Regions from separate parts of the Homo sapiens genome. Here region 2 is linked to region 1. The links are chromatin loops, found by intact Hi-C in ENCODE. Cell type or tissue: GM12878. All regions are shown on one strand.

Region 1 (5,000 bases):
GAAATGACACATTAGTCCAGCCACAGGGGTCAGCGTGGAGGCTCCTGGAGACCCATCCTCCTACCTAGGCCGCAGGAGGACGCCTCTCACACTGCAATCCCCCTGCTCCTGCTTAGGGCAGAGAAGAAACTCGCGGTGTTTTTTATTGGAAGCACCGGAATTACTGGACTTAGGATGTCTGTCCCAAGAAGGGGAGGAGCAGGGGCGGGGACATCCCTGGCAAGGGTGACGTTTGAGGAAAAACGGCAGGCTGATCTGGCCAAGCTGCTGGGCACCCCTGGTCTACCCGGCCCGGGAAGCATCAGGAGCCTGTCAGAGGGGACCTGGTGGCGGGCACCTGGATGGCAGAGGGAGGCGGACAACAGTTCCGGGACAGCGCGCTCCCATCTCCTGCTGTTTTGAGAGCCTCTTCCCCTGCTTCCTGCCCCAGAAAGCCCCATGCCTTCCTCGGGAAGGTCACTCACGGGTAAGCTCAGCATGGCTGTGACGGGTCTGGGTCCGGTGATGCTCAGCTTGGGAGACTCCAGAGAACCCGCACGTGGGGCCTAGTGCCCGCAGACACCCGTGGGGTCGGGGGTACTGTTTGCTCTCCAAGCCACCAGCCAGGTTGTGCACAACGCCAGGACAACTCTTCAGGGCTGAGACACGTGGCTTCCCTGGGCCCAGCACCTGGGCAGCACGTTCCGTGTGTATGCCCTGAAATCACACCAACGCATGCAGCCAACCCCGAGACTCAACCCCAAGGCCAGGACACGGGGCCAGTCCTGGAGCAGCACAACGGGGTGCCCAGCTGTGACCCTGCCTACCCGGAACCCTGAGTCTGGTGGCACTGGAGGCTCAGCATCACAATGATCCTTTCTTGTGTTACCAAAAAAAAAAAAAAAAAAAGTTTAACAAATACAGGCCATTGTTCTTACTTTTTAAAAAAAGGACTGACTGCTTAGGGGACTGCAGCCATTTAGCCCTGCCTGACCTCCAAGAGTGAAGGGGCAGAGTCCCCACCTGTCACCATCTGCAGGACAGCCATGCGCCGCTGCACTCTCTTTGGCTGAGAACCTCCAGCATTGGTTATAGGCCCCACTGTGGACCCAAAGTGAAACTCTGAAAATAGAAATAAAGCAGCTCATGCTCCAGCAAACAAATACTATGATTTCTGTCTACTGAAAGAAATGAGTAATCAACCTCTCAAAAGTCAGAATTCAACTACAGCATGTTCACAAAACCACTCACACTGCCCCCAGATGGGCACAGATGTTGACTCTGCATCTGTTCTAATTTTCCTCATGAACCTGTGCCCACTGGGGTAACAGGAAAAACAAACTGAACTGTGTTTAGCATGAGCTGGTAAACTTAGTCTGTTTGCAATGATAGAAACTACTCCAGCTTAAAACAAACACTCAGCCCCTTAGCAGAGACGTGCAGATGTTCGGATTTGATTGCCCTCTCCGGCTCCATGGCAAGGTGAGGCCTGTGCTCTGGATAGAGTGACCATCACAAATCATCTTCCAAGACGGGCACTTTTTTTTCATTTTTAGAAACAAGTGCCTGGTTTAGAATGCAATGCGTGTAAAAATAATGCAGTGCTGTCCGTGTCCCCAAACCATCCTCAGGTAACCGTGGTTAGCAGTGTCCTTCCAAATATGCTCCCTGCATAGAGGAACCTTGCACACATAGGTGAGCTTTTTCTCATTATTACTTGGAATTACAGCATGCATCTTATTCTATAATATTTATTTTTTAACCACTCAGGTCAGATCAATCCGAGATGTGTTTGAGAGAGAAAGAGGGCACTATTAATAATTATGCCAGTAGAGCAGGTGATGTTTGTTCACCCTAGTTAGAGAGGAGAGGTGTGGCTTAGGAAAACTCATGGCAGAGCAGACAGTGAGGCCCAGTTTGTATCCTGTATTGACATGCCAGTCTGTGCAACAAAGCGGCTGGGTTGGGCCGCTTCCTGCACTGTTGCCCTCTGAGGTGTGACTGGCCTCCTCTGGCCTTTTGGGGTGATGCACTGCAGACCACGGTGGAGTCTGAGGACCCGGAAAGTGTTTTCTGGTTTTGATGACTGATTCACACTAAGGCTTGTTTGAAGCCGTCTGAGATCTCTGTGTGCCAAGGCATCTCAGTATGGCTGTGTGCCCTTCATGTGGCTCGGGGAAACTGTCAGGACTCCAGGGTGCGACATGCAGGCCCCTGCACCCTACAGCCCCGCCTTGGGTTTAACTGTCATCCACTTGCACTGTTTTGGGTGTGGTGCTGAGCTGGAATTCTCTGGGACCAGAAACTTCCCCTTCCTCTGCCCAGAAAAGTGGACAATCAAGGTTCCCAGGCTCACTGATCTGGGTATTTCTAAAGCCTCTCTCTTCCTGCTTGAGAGCTGTTTCTGTCCTCAGAGAAGGGATAAACTGAAATCCCAGATTTTGTCATCCTTGATCTCCCTCTCTTTCCCTTCCTCCTGCAACCTCTCAGTTCCAGAAAATGCAGGCTGTCCATTTCCTCCAAGTCAGAACCTCCTGCTAAGGATGCCACTGAAGGACTGGAGGGATTTTTCTAAACTGATCCGGGCCTATGATGTGGGTCATCTAATTTGGTTTTTGACCTACTAAGAAAACCAGAAAACCCTCTCAATAGCAATCTGCTTTCCAGCTGATTATCTTACTACAGACATAAACAGAAATTCAACGTGATGGTCAGCGTTGAGCAGAGATGCCACGGTGTTGGTGGGTACTGCTTTTCCCCTGAAGCGCTCCACTCCAGTCTGTCAAAGGGCAGCAAGCCTCCAGTAGTTACAGAAATGGTAACATTGCCAAGATCTGCTTCATCCTTTGGCTGTTGAACGGGTGGCTTATGGCCCCTGAGCTCACGACAAGGAAAGAGAGAAAGAAAAGTGAAAAAGAGGGCCCCCACCACCTACCTACCTGCTGCTGTTCCAGCTCATCAAAAACAAAAGTCTAAAACAGTGGCTGGAAAGTACCTTGCATGATCCCTTCACAGAAACAATAGAGAGGAGCAGCTGCACAGGGACCACGGGACACCAGGCAGACATTCTCCCATTGCTTCTCCTGCCTTTAGCATCCTTTTATCTTGCTTCTCCCATAATCCAAGCATCAGATCCCATTTCCCTCTGAATTCTCCTACTTCTCCCAGCACTTTATAAAACCGAGTCCTGTCCCCAGAGCCCCAGGTCAGTGCTCCCGGCACACCCAGCAGGAAACAGCAGGGTGGGGGCCAGGCAGTGGGTGGAAGGGGCACAGGAGTGGGAGAAGGCAGGCCTGGGGCTGAATCTCGGTGCAAATGCGTGAACTGCAACAATTTATTTATTCCGAGTCTCAGTTTCCTTATTTGTAAAATAAGAATATTATCATCTACTTAATGGGCTGTGGGAGTTAAATATGCTCAGGAGTGTGTAACTGATTCTCTGTGAAGAAACCTGTCCTTGTGTGAAGAAGCCAACCATGCTTTTGTGAACAAATGTGCACCTGAAAGAGCCAATCCTTCAAGATAGATCCTGAGCTGCTAACTGGGCCTACGTTTATAACAGAGCCAAGCGGCCCTTTGCTGGCTAGAGGTCACAGATGTACTCTGAGTTCTGGGGAAACCTACACCTATGTTTAACTGTGGACTTTCAGAGCTTGCCTGAACCAACCAATCAGAGCTCCCCCACCTTGGCCAATCAGGGCCTAGCTGTGTCAACCAATCAAAACTCAGCTGCATTGATCAATCAGAACTAAGCAAGTTTGAATCATTTATTTGCATAAACAGACCTGATTTAGAACCTACAAAAGCCAAACCCTCTCTTTGTTCTCTGAAATGCACACCTTCCTTATACAGGAAGACAGTGTCTCCCCAGTTTGCAAACTGTTCACTGTAAGAAAGTGTCTTTCCTCCAAATTCCTTTTCAGAAAACTTTTGTTCAAACTTCAAACTATGTAGCTGCCCACAAGTGCCACAGCTGAGCTCTGGGGACATAGCTATGGCCTTTATTGCTGATTTTTTTTTTCCAGGGCACTGCCCGCACAATTTCAAAAACAGAATTTAATCCATGGGAACAGTTTTTATATCTAATTAAATGTGTTAGAGTTAATTGATGCGAGAAACAACAAATATGTTCAACTGCAAAGAGCTCGGAACCACGAGTTCAAAAGCCAGCTAAAAGCCCTACCCAATCTTATGACCTTGAGCAAGTCATCCAACTTCCTGAATGTTAGTTTCTTTATCTGCAAACACAGGGTCAGAACCAGAGAGTCTCTGAGCACCCCTCAGCTATACATGCCTTGATTTCTAATAACATCTAAGAATGCAGCTGGCTGTTTTTCCTTTTCTAATATTCTCTGGTCATTACTTGGATCACTGACTTTTGAGTCCTTTACTGAATATGAGACTGTAATTCCTGGTCCTCAGTTCCCCAGGTCCCCTAGTCCCTTCCATAGACACAACCCTCCAACTTCCCTTTTCAGTTCATACCTATAAGGAGGGTACGCTAATGAGAGCTGGGCAGACTCAGCTGAAAGATGAGCCCAGAGGCTCCCCATTACTTCAATCCCCTTGCTCTTTTTCTTCTCCTGAAAAGAAGCCATTCATACGCTCCCTGCCTTATACTACAATCATGCCATTTGAGAACGGTTCCAAACAGAGGCTCCTTGGCTCTTCTGACAAATCCATTCAAGACACTCTTTTAAACAGTAACCAGATTCTTGATTCATTAAAGACCCATATAGAAATGTTCCCACTAGTGTCTCCCTGTCACCGTGCCCCTGTCTGTCTTAGAAAGGGCCTCATGTGGCACTGTCTCCAACAGAGCATGCACTGGCTGGATAACTCCAACCCCATCTCCAAAGCTAAGAGGAGCTGAGATCATCAGCCAAGCAGGGTTCCTGAAGCTTCCTGTATGTAACATGAGAGTTGCAACAACAAAAATAATTTTAACAACTGCACTGAAGTGTTTTGCGGGCAGTTAGAAAAAAATGAATAATATAAATCTTGCCATTCAAAGTGAGGTC
Region 2 (5,000 bases), 140 kb before region 1:
CCACGTGTGCAGGACTGGTCACTCGGGGATGAGACACCTGGCACATACTGACGTCACGGGGTCTACACACACATAGCAACACCGTCATGTCCCATGGAACACACAACTTGTGACCAGAATGTTTACTGGTCAGAATCTCTTTCAGTTTTAAAATGAATCTTGCTTTCTCTTACCTTTTCATATGGTCTTCTTCAAAAAAAGAATCTGTGATACAATTTTAAAGATATTTCTGATAAGTTTATTAGTCTTTTCTTTTTTTTCCTGAAGTATGAAAAACTAGGTAAAGGTGACATGTAGTTTAAAAAATATTTACCATTTTAAAGTGACATTCACGATGTCATGCAGCCATCACCACTGTCCAGTTCCAGAACTTTTTATCCCTCCAAAAGGAAATGCTGTACCCATTAATCAGTCACTTCCCATTTCCCTCCCCCCTAGCTTGTGGCAACCAGTAATCTGCTCTCTGTCTCTATGGATCTCTGCTCTCTGTCTGCTCTCTGCTCTCTGTCTTTTCTGGAATATTTCATGTAAATGGAATCATTCAATTTTTGGCCTTTTGTGTCTGGCTTCTTTCATCCAGCATAATGTTTTCAAGGTTCGTCCACATGGTAGCATGTGTCAATACTCTATTCCTTTTTGTGGCTGAATAATATTCCATTGTATGGATATACCACATTTTGTTTACCCATTCATCAGCTGATGGACACTCGGGTTGTTTCCATCTTTTGGCTTTTGAAAGTAGTGCTGCTATGAACGTTTATGTTTTGGTTTGAATGTTGGCTTAGAATTCTTTGGGTATATATCCAGGTGTAAAATTCCTGGATCATCAGGTAATTCTGTGTTTCACTTTCTTGAGGAATGGCCAAACTTTTTCTCCAGAGTGGCTGTACCATTTTGCATTTCCACAGCGATGTGTGAGGATTCCAGTTTCTCCACATCCTCACCAACGTTTGTTATTTGTGTATCTTTTTTTGGAGACATGTCTGTGGGTTAGTCTGTTTCATGTTGCTACAAAGGACTACCTGGGGCTGGGTAATTTATAAAAAAACGAGGCTTCTTTGGGTCAGGGTTCTAGGCTGTACAAGAAGCATGACCTTGGCATCTGCCTCTGTTAAGGCCTCAGGATGGGAGGCAAAGGGCATTACATGGCAAGAGAGGGAGGAAGAGAGAATGGTGCAGGCGACAGGCTGTTTTGAATAATCAGCTCTCACCGGAGCTAATGGAGTGAGAGCTTACTCATTACCACGAGAACGACACCAAGCCATTCTTGAGGGATCCTGCCCCATGACCCAAACACCGTCCACCAGACCCCACCTGCAACACTAGCGATCAAATTTTAACACGAGATTTTGAGGGGACAAACACCTGAACTATTCCAGTCTACTCAGGCCTGTTGCACATTTCAAGAGGGTCCATAGTGTATGTTGCTGGGTTTGGTCAGCGCTTTTGTAGTTGCATGGCTTTTGCGGTTTCTGTGGGACTAGGTTTGGTTGTGTGTGTGTGTATGTGTATGCATGCATGCGTGCAGATGCTTAAAAAGATCTACTTTATCTGTATCAATTTTGTGTCTTGCAAGTTAGATTTCAGATTGTGTCACCCTAGAACTCCTTTGATCTAGAAAAAAGTGCAACAGCAAATTCTTAAGAATCTCGGTGTTTAAGCATAAAGCTTTAGATTCTGGGCATGCACTTCAGGAAAAGCTCTTTCACGAAATGAATTTTCACTTGTATTCATTTTCATGTGAACATCAATAAATGGCATTAAGTGATTTTGCTGTCGATTTTCATCTACATTAAAGCATAAAATGTCACTCAGCCCCTTTCTGATCACTGTCCTTTTGAAATTGGCTAACCCGAAGCCCTCTCTGTGGATGATACAGAATGAACACCGAGGAATTTATGAAAAAGTCTCTCACTTTCAGTTCTCCTTTAATAACTGACTTTTTAGAAGATGGTAGAATTTTCCTTTTAACAGGTTTTGGGAAACTCTCCAATGTTCTGAAATAGTCTTTGTTCTGGCTTTGTGATTGGTTCTGTGGAGAGGCGCTGAATCTCTTTGGGGACAGCTGGGACCCTTTCTGTGTTTCACTATGTGAGACTGAAGTGGTGGAAACTCCCTGCTGACATTTCCTCTCCTTCCTCAGCATCTAGTGCAGGGATCCGCATACCTAGCAATTACCAGAACTGCCTTGAGAGCTTTGAAAGAGTACAACCTCCTGGGCTTTAATCTCCACAGAATCCAGGTCTCAACTGGTCTGTCATAGGACAGGGACTCTTCCAAATCTAAAAGCTGGGAGACAATGAGTGGGTGATTAAGTAATAGCATATGGAGTCGCATGACCTGGGTTTTGAACTTAGACACTTATTATCCTGCAAGTTCCTTGACTAAATAGTTAAAATCTGCTTCTTGGTTTCCTCAGCTATAAAATGGAAATCGTAACATATACCTCACTCAGTAGGCTGTGGGAGGAAGACAAAACTGAGGTCCCTGTGGATGTGGGTAGTCAGATGCACAGTGCCAATGGGACCTTAGTACCTGCCGGTACCGCCACAAGAGCTGCTTGGGCCAGGTTCCTCATCTGTAGCTTTACTAAGAGTACGGCTTTGTTACTAAACCATGGGTTTCCAATCATGTGTTTTTCAGGGTTGCTTGAGGCGGTTTTGAGTTACAGACCTCAACACTGAGAGAGATGTAGAGATAGTCTGATATAAGGATTGTATTGAGGGATGTTTCTCCAGAAAAATGTGTCATTTCATAACCTCTACCTCTTTGTTTGCACTTCTTGCTATTTCTTGCAGGCAGTAGACCCACAGGGATTCGAACATTACTTTCTATTTCTGTTGGATGCACAAGCAAATGGAGATATTTGGTTTCTGTGACAGTGGCCTCAGATGTACCCGACTTTTCTTTAGTAGCATCAAGGGTTTTGGAAACTTGTCTAATTTTTAATTTACCTAAGATAGCTGGAGTTACTATTTACCAAACGACGAGAATAAATTATAAGAGTAAGCATTAGAAGTTTCGGTAGGTGGCCATTTTTCTGTGGTTTTATAAAAAAAAGAGGCACAGGGCCGGGTGTGGTGGCTCACACCTGTAATCTCAGCAGTTTGGAAGCCTGAGGTGGGCAGATCACTTGAGGTCAGGAGTTCGAGACCAGCCTGGCCAGCATGGCAAAACCCCATCTCTACCAAAAATACAAAACTTGGCCAGGCGTGGTGGCACATGCCAGTAATCCTAGCTACTCAGGAGGCTGAGGTGGGAGAATCTCTTGAACCCAGGAGGTGGAGGTTGTAGTGAGCCGATATCGCGCCACTACACTGCAGCCTGGGCAACAGAGCGAGACTCTGTCTCCAAAAAAATATATTGAAAACTAGAAAAGAGGCACAAATAATGGAACACACAAGGTCAAATCATCACCTTTGACCTTGGAAAACATTCCTGCTCTGCAAGACTTCACGAGACTGACTGTCACTCGGGGTAGTCTATCAAGATTTGGGATCCAGCGGGGGAAGTGGGTTTGGTTTACAGTAGATTTTCTTGTCAGCAGTCAACACATTCAGCGATGCTTGCTGGGGAATCTTGCTGGCTAGACCTTCACAACCTTTTGCAATGGTGGGCCAAAACCCATGACTCCAGTTCTTTACCTTTTTTTTTTTTTTTTTTTTCAGGAAAAGAAGATTTTTCAGATCCCCTGGATGCATGCGGCTAGACATGGGTGGGATGTGGAAAAAGATGCACCACTCTTTAGAAACTGGGCAATCCATACAGGTACTAAAACTCCCTGCGGCGTTTATAGAGGAAGGCACTCTTGCTTAGTTTTGTTTTTATTACACATAAAATAGCCTGGCTTATGACCTCATGAAGATGGCTCTGAAAAACCTGTGACTTGTCCCTAGGCACATCCAGGACACATGGGGTACAAACTGCAGCCCTCAGAAGTAATGCTCCCCTCATCCCATACACTCTTAGTCCTTCAATTTCCTATAAATGTGGTATTCTAAGAAGTTCCCTAGGTGTTACCGGGGAATAGAAACTCAGTTGTTCTGATGCTATAAACTTTGGTCAAATTTATCTCCCCCCCAAAAAGGTAGTCAGAAATACCTGTATTTATTACAACCTTTACGTAGGGAGCTGTTTACAGGAATGGACTTTGTTGGAGCGTCAGATGAAAAAGAGGCACTCAGCTTCCCTCTGCCTGTTGACTTTGCAGCCTCTCAGTCTTCTATATTTTTCTTACGCTGATGCTCCATTCTTCCAGCATTTATAGTTTCCTCAAGCTGTTCAGTAGAACCAGGGTGACCAACTTGTCCCAGTTTGACTGGAACTGTTCAGGTTTTAAAAACAAAATTCCCACATCCCAAGAACTTTCTCACCCCCAGGTACACCAGGACGATTGGTCACTGGAGGTATAGCATGGAGTGAAAAGGTTTCCTTATACTGCCTGACCAGCAATACTGTGTTTCCAGAAATTCCTTCCTCTGTATCTAATGTTTTCTCTCTTTTTCTTAATCTTTGTCTCTTTTGTTAGGAAAGCATCAACCAGGAGTAGATAAACCTGATCCCAAAACATGGAAGGCGAATTTCAGATGCGCCATGAATTCCTTGCCTGATATTGAAGAAGTCAAGGATAAAAGCATAAAGAAAGGAAATAATGCCTTCAGGGTCTACCGAATGCTGCCCCTATCAGAACGGCCTTCTAAGAAAGGTAAAGGCATTTACAGACTAAAATAAGGTAAATCAATTTGTGTCATCGTGCCTTCGTGATCTCTTCATTTCTACATCTGCAGTCAGTTTGCAGGTAGAATAGCCTGTTCATGCTGTAGGGGATCATTCCGCCCCTACCTGGCTTGGAAACAAGACTTTCGATTCACCAGAGGCAGTGAAAGATACATGTGGAATTTTGACCATGTACAGATTAAAGCAACAGGTTCATTGAGAGTTTCAGAAAGAATTTAATTTGAGGGAAATGTTTCTCTGGAGGCCCTTCGTGAATTAATCCA

What was found. A loop is a pair of places that touch in the nucleus more often than their neighbours do. Peaks named below come from ENCODE experiments on the same cell type or tissue, not always from the same donor. Only the 100,000 strongest peaks of a DNase experiment are listed, where the experiment ranks them.
Region 2: a loop joins it to region 1, with 6 times the contacts of the local background. A loop is called at or near these places in 6 of 110 quality-filtered maps.

The regions. Positions count from the first base shown.
Region 1 is chr4:184,279,533-184,284,532 of GRCh38, reverse strand. All of the region lies in intron 1 of LOC105377582 (a long non-coding RNA gene), which reads left to right. Among named protein-coding and RNA genes, the nearest start is that of MYL12BP2, 32 kb to the left of the region's middle. RefSeq lists enhancers at 58-147, 658-707, 738-857, 998-1,257, 1,658-1,707 and 3 more. In GM12878, CTCF peaks have their summits at 1,236 (motif pointing left) and 1,991; DNase peaks (open chromatin) are centred at 1,162, 1,991, 2,872 and 3,682; H3K4me3 peaks cover 3,089 bases; H3K27ac peaks cover 5,000 bases.
Region 2 is chr4:184,418,237-184,423,236 of GRCh38, reverse strand. It overlaps IRF2 (interferon regulatory factor 2), which reads left to right. Exons shown (of 9, transcript NM_002199.4): 3 at 3,669-3,768; 4 at 4,529-4,705. Among named protein-coding and RNA genes, the nearest start is that of LINC02362, 38 kb to the right of the region's middle. RefSeq lists an enhancer at 4,017-5,000. In GM12878, no CTCF peak of the experiment used is centred here; DNase peaks (open chromatin) are centred at 71, 1,296, 2,056 and 2,723; H3K4me3 peaks cover 2,870 bases; H3K27ac peaks cover 4,619 bases.